2 separate regions of the Homo sapiens genome follow, and region 1 is linked to region 2. Evidence: chromatin loops called from intact Hi-C (ENCODE). Cell type or tissue: heart left ventricle. All regions are shown on one strand. Each heading gives the region's core, and the rest is flanking DNA. Links, peaks and the distances in the headings are about the cores only.

Region 1 (4,827 bases), core at 491-4,490, 310 kb before region 2:
AAATGTTGGTGACAAAGTGGAGTTTTAACAATCCTTGCCGAAGTGGATCTTCTTATTTCTAAGCCTGCGTATTTTCTAACTTGCTCTTAGAGTCTGTTTAAAAATTCCATGAGCTCTTCTTCCTTTCTTTGTTGTATGTTGAATGCTCGGGAAATATTTTGAGTTCAGGGTACTGGTTCCCGAATTCCTTTAATTATCATTTCCCCGAGATCCCTCATATTTTCTTGGTGAGCTGCATTGTGATTGTCCCATTGAGGGTCTTGGAACAGAAATTTTTGGTCCGCTGCAGAACGTTTTGGCCAGGAGGATGTTCACGTTCCCTGACTATCACAGTGGCCCTGTGGATCACAGTCCTTTCCTCCCCTGAGAAAAGAATATCTAAAATGGACATTAGTTCAGCCCAAGTATACAACTGTGGCCCTAAAAATTGATCAATTTGATCTGCTACCCAATAAGGGTCATCTAACAATGGTTTGAGTTCCCTTTTGAAGTTTCTGACTTCTGAGCTGGTTAAGAGGGCATTAATGCAACCAATGCCCCCTCCCCCCAGTGGGACTTCCCTTAAGGGGACAACCGTTGGGGCGGATTCCTTTGACAAACAAGGGAAAGGGAAGTTTTGAATGTCCTTTCTACATTGTTCTATCTCATGTTGGAGGTTTCCTGGGGGAGGGACATGTTCAAGGAGGTGACTAGGAAGAGCATGGGTTGTTGATTCCCTGGGGACAGGATTATATGGGGGAGGAACTGAGATATAGACATACATAAGAATGGAGTTGGACCCTAACCTTATACCATATATAAAAATTTACTTAAAATGGATGAAGGATGGGCGTGGTGGCTCATACCTGTAATCCCAGCACTTTGGGAGGCCAAGGCAGGTGGATCACAAGGTCAGGAGTTCGAGACCAGCATAGCCAATATGGTGAAACCCCATCTCTACTAAAAATACAAAAATTAGCTGGCCATGGTGGCAGGCGCCTGTAATCCCAGCTACCCAGGAGGCTGAGGCAGGAGAATCACTTGAACCTGGGAGGCAGAGTTTGCAGTGAGCTGAGATTGTGCCACTGCACTCCAGCCTGGGTGACAGAGCAAGACTCCATCTTAATAATAATAATAATAATAATGTGGCATGATTTTTTAAAAATGGATCAAAAACCTTAGTGTAGTGTAAGAGCTAGAGCTGGAAAACTATTAGAAGAAAACATAGGTGAGAAAGCTTCAACTGGAAATGACTTCTCAGTTATGACATCAACCACACAGGCAACACAAGAAAAATTATGAGTTGAACCTAATCAATGATACAAATTTTGTGCATCAAAGCATAATAACAAGAGAGTAAAAAGACAATCTACAAATGGGAGAAAATATTTGCAAGTCCTGTATCTGACTGGGGACAAATATCCAGAGTTTATTTTTAAAATTTCTAGAACCCAAGAGTAACAACAACAAAACTCATTTCAATACAGAAAAAGGACTTGAATAATATCACCAAAGAAGATATACAGATGGCCAATAAACACACGAAAAGATGCTCATGAAACGATGCTCAACATCACTAAACATCATGAAAATGAAAATCAAAACCATGCTGGATGTGATGGCTCACACCTGTAATCCCAGCACTTCGGGAGGCTGAGGCCAGGGGATTCCTTGAGATTAGGACTTCAGGACCAGCCTGGGCATATGGTGAAATATGGTCTTTACAAAAAAATTTTTTTTAATTCAGCCAAGGATGGTGGTGGCATGCACCTGTAATCTCTGCTACCTGGGAGGTTGAGGTGGGAGGATTACCTGAGCCCAGTAAGTTGAGGACTGCAGTGATCCATGATCACGTCACTGCATTCGAGCCTAGACAATAGAGTGAGACCCTGTCTCAAAAAAAAGAAAAAAAAAGAACGATTAAACAGAATTACCATGTGATCCAGATATTCCACTTTGGCATATCCAAAACTGTTCAGAGCAGGGACTCAGAGATATTTGTACACCAATGTTTGTCTCACTAGTATTCACAATAGCCTACCCCTGCCAAACTGCAATTTTAACACACTGGATTGTTTGAAACATAGCCTGAACAAGCCTATTTTTAGCCATTTCGAGTGCGCCTGCTTTGTATTCTCTGAAATTATATCCAATATCTGACAGCCATAGATAAGATAACTCCAGGGCTATGAAAACCCCATACCCCTGCGGTCCTTCAGAGCTTTTTTTTTTTTTTTTTTCTGATGCAGGGTCTTGCTCTGCCACCCAGGCTGGAGTACAGGGGCACAATCTCAGCTCACTGCAGCCTCCATCTCCTGGGTTCAAGCGATTCTCCTGCCTCAGCCTCCCAAGTAGCTGGGATTATAGGCACCTGGCACCATACCTGCTAATTTTTGTATTTTTAGTAGAGACGGAGTTTCACCATATTGGCCAGACTTATCCTTCAGAGCTTTTTAACTGGAAGATATGCTGCCAGTCTGGTGAATATCATCATTTAGTTATTTATAAGCCCCCTCTTTGATTCCCCTTCTCCTCTGAGAGTCTTTCTTCCTTTCCACCCTTTCTGAGCAGCGACCCACAGGTAGAAGCCTGTGGATATTCTCTTGCTGTTTGCTACCTCCCCCACTGCTAACCTGTCAAAGCACATCCCAAATGAAGCTTGTGTGCTACTGCCGCCTTGTGGTAACATCTTTTTCCTTACTCAGCCAAGAAATCACTTAAACACCCTAAATACGTGTGTGGTTTTATTTTTTACACTTAGATCCCTAGTCCACTTGGAGTTTATTCTTGTATATGCTGTGAAGTATGGATTTAATTTCATCTTTTCTCAGATGGCTAACCAGCTATCTTAGACCTTCCATTTGTTACAAATGGCATTTTTTGCCCCATTTATCTGAAATGCCACTTTTTTTTTTTAGACGGTGTTTCTCTCTTGTTGCCCTGGCTGGAATGCAATGGCACGATCTCCACTCACCCCAACCTCCGCCTCCTGGGTTCAAGCGGTTCTCCTGCCTCAGCTTCCTGAGTACCTGGGATTATAAGCATGTGCCACCATGCCCAGCTAATTTTGTATTTTTAGCAGAGACGGGGTTTCTTCATGTTGGTCAGGATGGTCTCTAACTCGTGACCTCAGGTGATCCACCCGCCTCTGCCTCCAAAAGTGCTGGAATTATAGGCATCAGCCAATGCACCCGGCTTTTTTTTTTTTTTTTTTTTTTTTTTTTGAGACAGAGTCTCGCTGTGTCGCCAGGCTGGAGTGAAATGGCGTGATCTCGGCTCACTGCAACCTCTGCCTCCCAGGTTTGAGCAATTCTCTTGCCTCAGCCACCCGAGTAGCTGGGCTTACAGGCGCCCACCACAACGCTTGGCTAATTTTTTTTTTTTTTTTTTTAGACGGAGTCTCGCTCTATCGCCAGGCTGGAGTGCAGGGGAGCGATCTTGGCTCACTGCAACCTCCGCCTCCTGGGTTCAAGCGATTCTCCTACTTCGGCCTCCTGAGTAGCTGGGATTACAGGCACCCGCCACCATGCCAGCTAATTTTTCTATTTTTAGTAGAGACGGGGTTTCACCAAGTTGGCCAGGATGGTCTCGATCTCGTGACGTCGTGATCTGCCTGCCTCAGCCTCCCAAAGTGCTGGGATTACAGGCATGAGCCAGCATGCTCGGCCATGCTTGGCTAAATTTTTTTTCTTTTTTGAGACAGAGTCTCACTCTGTTGCCCAGGCTGGAGTGCAGTGGTGCGATCTCAGCTTACTGCAACCTCCGCCTTCTGGGTTCAAGCAATTCTCCTGCCTCAGCCTCCTGAGTAGCTGAGATTACAGGCATGCATCACCACACCCAGCTAATTTTTGTATTTTTAGTAGAGATGGGATTTCACCATGTTGGTCAGACTAGTCTCGAACTCCTGACCTCATGATCCGGCTGCCTCGGCTTCCCAAAGTTCTGGGATTACAGGCATGAGCCACCGAACCCGGCTATGTTTTTGTATTTTTAATAGAGATGGGGTTTCACCATGTTGGGCAGGCTGGTTTTGAACTCCTGACCTCAAGTGATCCTCCTGCCTCAGTCTCCCAAATTGCTAGGATACAGGCATGAGCCACCGCATCTGGCAAAATACATTTATGAACCAAATTTCTACATGTTCATGGGTCTATTTTTTGATATTTTATTAGTTTCTGTTTCACGTGCTAGTACCACATAGTTTTAATTATAGAGGCTTTATAGTATGTTTTTTAAATTAATTAATTAATTAATTTTTTAGACAGAGTCTCACTCTGTCAGCCAGGCTGCAATTCAGTGGCACAATCTCGGCTCACTGCAACCTTCATCTCCCAGGCTCAAGCAACTCTCCTGCCTCAGCCTCCCAAGTAGCTGGGATTACAAGCATGTGCCACCACGCTTGCTAATTTTTGTACTTCTAGTAGAGACAGGGTTTCACCATGTTAGCCAGGCTGGTATCAAACCCCCGACTTCAGGTAATTTGCCTGCCTCGGCCTCCCAAATTGCTGGGATTACAGGCGTGAGCCACTGTGCCCGGACTTTATTTTTATTTTAAAATAATGTAATTCTTTGCCTTGCATGAAAACTGTCAATAGTATGTTTTAATATCTGCTGCTCATCATTGCTTTTGTTTTTGTTTTCTTGGTTATTATCAGATGTTTGTTCCTCCACATAAACTTCAGTATCAATGTACTTAACTCCAGAAAAAAACTTTTGGTATTTTTATTGGGAGTATGTTACATTTCTGAATAATCTTGGGGAGAATGTCTGGTATCAGTGCTATTTTACAACGTAGGAAATGTGTTCCTGGCCCATGTGGTAAGATCAGAAAAATAACAACAGAAATAC
Region 2 (4,827 bases), core at 547-4,546:
GAATAGCCAGTTTATCTACTTCATTATCCTATTACCACACACTCTCAAAAGATTTTTCAAACAGTTTGCAAGAAATAAAATCTATCGTTACTCTACAATCCCAAATAGACTCTTTAGTGGCAGTGACTGTCCAAAACCGCTGAGGCCTAGACCTCCTCACTGCTGAGAAAGGAGGACTGTACATTCTTAAGGGAAGAGTGTTGCTTTTACACTAACCAGTAAGGGATAGTATGAGATGCCGCTTATCGTTTACAGGAAAAGGCTTCTGAAATCAGACAACGCCTTTCAAACTCTTATACCAACCTCTGGAGTTGGGCAACATGGCTTCTCCCCTTTCTCAGTCTCAGGACAGCCATCTTGCTATTACTTGCCTTTGGGTCCTGTATTTTTAACAACCTTGTCAAATTTGTTTCCTCCAGGATCGAGGCCATCAAGCTACAGAGGGTCTTACAAATGGAACCCCAAATGAGCTCAACTCAGAACTTCTACTGAGGACCCCTGGACTGACCCACTGGCCCTTTCACTGGCCTAGAGAGTTCCCCTCTGGAGGACACTACAACTGCAGGGCCCCTTCTTCACCCCTATCCGGCAGGAAGTAGCCCAGAGCGGTCATCACCCAGTTCCCAACAGCTGTTGGGTGACCTGTTTAGAGGGATAATTGAGAGGTGAGGCCAGCTGGACTTCCTGAGTTGAGTGGGGACTTGGGGAACTTTCCTGTCTTACAAGCGGATTGTAAAATGCACCAATCAGCACTCTGTAAAACGCACCAATCAGCAGGATTCTAAAAGTAGCCAATCACAGGGAGGATTGAAAAAAGGGCACTCTGATAGGACAGAAACGGAACATGGGAGGGGTCGATAAGGGAATAAAAGCTGGCCACCCCCCCCCAGCCAGCAAGGCAACCCGCTAGGGTCACCTTCCACGCTGTGGAAGCTTTGTCCTTTCGCTCTTCACAATAAACGTTGCTCACTCTTTGGGTCCATGCCATCTTTAAGAGCTGTAACACTCACTGCAAAGGTCCGCAGCTTCATTCTTGAAGTCAGCAAGACCACAAACCCACCAGCAGGAACCAACTCTGGACACATTATCTCCTTTACAGCTTGGGTCCAGAGAGCTGCCTTAGACTCTCCAGTGAATCTATTCAAACAGCTGCCTCTGTTATCTTGACTCATCTCAGATTTCGTCCACCTGAGACACGTGCTGGTACTAGGAATGTAAGACTGTCTGTATTATTTTGGCTTGCTCCAGGTTAGGGAGAAGCCCGTGTGAAGCTTCAACTGACCATGTGTTTCATTTCTAGCTTTGATGTCTGGGCACTGATTTCCCTAGATTTAACTATTTGCTCAATGTTAAGGCAGTTTTGTGGAAATTTGTCTGTGTAACAGAAGTGCTGTGCAGGTCTGTCTGTGTGACTGTCATGCAGGCCTGTCTGTGTGATTGTCAGGGAGAATTGACCTGCCACAAATTGGGAGGAAAAGCAGTCTGGATACCATGAACCAATTCTTGGTGTTGCTAGGACCTGGTCTGTCAGTAAAGGAAAACCAAGGCAAAACATGCTTTGACCACTGTCCTAGTTATAGATTTATTACTTATGCTACAAATTTGTCCTTTTTTTCTGCTTTGTGATAATGGAGATGGGCCTTATAAATATTTCTCTTTTACCCATTACCAGTGTAGGGTGCTGGAAGACAAGGAAGGAGGAAGAAGCTTCCTTTCCAAGTTTCAGTGTTGAGGTAGAATAGGGTCTAGAGGAAGGGAACCTAAGGCCAATCACGCTGACTTTCTAGAACTAGATCAAAAGGAAACCCCACTTTCCATGCCCAAGTAACAAAAGGACCAGAGGCTATTGCCTTTGCAATCCCTCACCTTTTTTGCATGGCAGATGAAAAATTGAAATTACTTCTGATTGGCCGGGCATGGTGGCTCACACCTGTAATCCCAGCACTTTGGGAGGTCAAGGCAGGTGGATCACCTGAGGTCAGGAGTTCGAGACCAGCCTGACCAACATGGAGAAACTCCATCTCTACTAAAAATACAGAATTAGCCGGGTGTTGTGGCACATGCCTGTAATCCCAGCTACTCGGGAGGCTGAGGCAGGAGGATTGTTTGAACCCAGGAGGTGAAGGTTGCAATGAGCTGAGATTGCACCACTGCACTCCGGCCTGGGCGACAGAGCGAGACTGAGTCAAAAACAAACAAACAATAAAAAAACCTACTGTTATGCGTACTGTAGGAAGCAGCCCTACTGGGTCTGTGGGTTTTTCTCTTCGTGTGTGGAGACAAGAGATCATAGAAATAAAGACACAAGACAAAGAGATAGACAAAAAGACAGCTGGGTCCGGGGAACCACTACCACCAAGGTGCAGAGACCAGTAGCGGCCCCGAATGCCTGGCTGCACTGTTATTTATTGGATACAAGACAAGGAGGGAGGGTAAGGAGTGTGAGCCATCTCCAATGATAGGTAAGGTCACGCGAGTCACGTGTCCACCAGACAGGGGGCCCTTCCCTGTTTGGCAGCTGAGGTGGAGAGAGAGAGAGGACAGCTTACGCCATTATTTCTTCTATGCATTTCAAAGACTTTAGTACTTTCACTAATTCCGCTACTGCTGATTAGAAGGCAGAACCAGGTGTACAGGGTGGAACATGAAAGTGGACCAGGAGTGTGACCACTGAAGCACGGCATCACAGGGAGACGTTTAGGCCTCTGGATGGCTGCGGGCGGGCCTGACTGATGTCAGGCTTTCCGCAAGAGGTAGTGAGCAGAGTCTTCTCTAACTCCCCCGGGGAAAGGGAGACTCCCTTTCCCTGTCTGCTAAGCAATGGGTGCCTTCCCCAGGCACTGACGCTACTGCTAGACCAAGGTCCGCTAGGTAACGGGCTCCTTCCCAGGGGCTGGCATTACCGCTAGACCAGGGAGCCCTCTGGTGGCTCTGTCCAGGCATAACAGAGGGCTCACCCTTGTCTTCTGGTCACTTCTCACCATGTCCCTTCAGCTCCTATCTCTGTATGGCCTGGTTTTTCCTAGGTTATGATTGTAGAACAAAGATTATTATAATATTGGAATAAAGAGTAATGCTACAAATGATTAATGATATATACAATCATATCTATAATCTATTTCTAGTATAACTACTCTTATTCTATATATTTTCTTTATTATACTGGAACAGCTTGTGCCCTCGGTCTCTTGCCTTGGCACCTGGGTGGCTTGCCACCCACGCGTACAAAGAAGGCAGAAAGGAAATACAGAAAATTCAAACACTGCTGGGATTCTGAATGTTGTTTGTCTTTTCCTTATACTTTTCCTTTAAAATAAAAAACTACAATGAGAACATAATGCTTCATAATAGAAAAAGATTTACACTTAAAAAACATAGATGATGAAAGGGAGCTGGCTAGGGCACCAGGGACAGGCATTGGGAAGGTGACCTCAAGCCGCAGTGAAGAAGTAATGAACAACCTAGGGACCAATACAGAAAGGCCACCTGTGGTTCACTTATATAACACATCTCTACCTCATATTATACCAAAATACATTCCCTGAGCAGTAAAGAATTATACGTTTTAAAAAGCAGTACAATTTGGAAGTAAATTAGGAAGTATTTTTATATTTTAGAGTTTGGGGAGACATTTAAAAGCAAACTAGGAAACTCAGAAACCATTTTACTAAAAGTATAGATTCATTGGGGATATATAAAATTGAATATATATATTTTTGAGATGGAGTCTTTCTATTGTCGCCCAGGCTGGAGTGCAATGGCGCGATCTCAGCTCACTGCAACCTCTGCCTCCCAGGTTCAAGCGATTCTCCTTGCCTCAGCCTCCTGAGTAGCTGGGATTACAGGCACCCGCCACCATGCCCAGCTAATTTTTTGTATTTTTAGTAGAGATGGGGTTTCACCATGGTAGCCAGGCTGGTCTTGAACACCTGACCTCAGGTAATCCACCGGCCTCGGCCTCCCAAAGTGCTGGGATTACAGGCATGAGCCACTGCGCCTTGCCTAAAATTAAATATTTTATATGGATATCATATTATAAACTAAGAGGAGCAAAATTATGTTATCAACTCAATTGTTGCATAAACATTTGATAGTGTTCATAAAAAATTATTGATAAAATATCTTTATAAACCTGGTTTAAAAAGATTAACTTGATAAGAGGTGCAACCTGTTGTAAACAGCTTACTGAGGAACTTTGGTAATCATTACCGACCAAGACAAGAATGCTTAATTTCTTTCCGACTTATAGTTGAGGAAGCCCTAAACAAACAATAAGAAAAAGAAATGACTCTGGGTGTGGTGGCTTACACCTGTACCCCTAGCACTCTGGGAGGCTGAGGTGAGAGGATAGCTTGAGCTCAGGAGTTTGAGACCAGCTTCAGCAACATAGTGCGATCCCATCTCTACAAAAAAATAAAGAAAATAGCTGGGTGGGGTGGTACGCGACTGTATTCTCAGCTACTTGGGGGGCTGAGATGGGACCATCACTTGAGCTGGGGAAGTCAAGGCTGCAGTGAGCCATGGTCGCGCCACTGCACTCCAGTCTAGGCGATAGAATGAGACATTGCCTCACATAAAGAAATGAGTTATACACATTAAAACAATGAAAATATGCAGAGAAAATATTTATATTTGATGGTTCAAATAATAAACTGACAGCTATCAGAATTCAGCAAGTTTCCAGGAAAAAGGTTCTATTTAAATAATTATCAATGGCTTCCCTCTACAGGAGAAGTTATCAATACAACAATGAAAGGGAAAACTAAAAGGCCCAAAAGGACTGAGTGAGTGTCAAGGAGAGTCTGTTTCCTATTAGAGCTGCAAATA

What was found. Peaks named below come from ENCODE experiments on the same cell type or tissue, not always from the same donor. Only the 100,000 strongest peaks of a DNase experiment are listed, where the experiment ranks them.
Region 1: it touches region 2 in a loop (4-fold over the local background); 12 of 110 quality-filtered maps call a loop at or near these places.

What each region holds. Positions count from the first base shown.
Region 1 is chr19:9,623,825-9,628,651 of GRCh38, reverse strand. ZNF561-AS1 (ZNF561 antisense RNA 1) reads right to left here. Exons shown (of 4, transcript NR_122038.1): 2 at 1,792-1,868. Among named protein-coding and RNA genes, the nearest start is that of ZNF561-AS1, 4.8 kb to the right of the region's middle. In heart left ventricle, for the core only: a CTCF peak has its summit at 2,668 (motif pointing left); no DNase peak of the experiment used is centred there.
Region 2 is chr19:9,310,337-9,315,163 of GRCh38, reverse strand. No RefSeq gene overlaps it. Among named protein-coding and RNA genes, the nearest start is that of ZNF699, 2.9 kb to the right of the region's middle. RefSeq lists a silencer at 2,757-3,051. In heart left ventricle, for the core only: a CTCF peak has its summit at 2,930 (motif pointing left); a DNase peak (open chromatin) is centred at 2,889.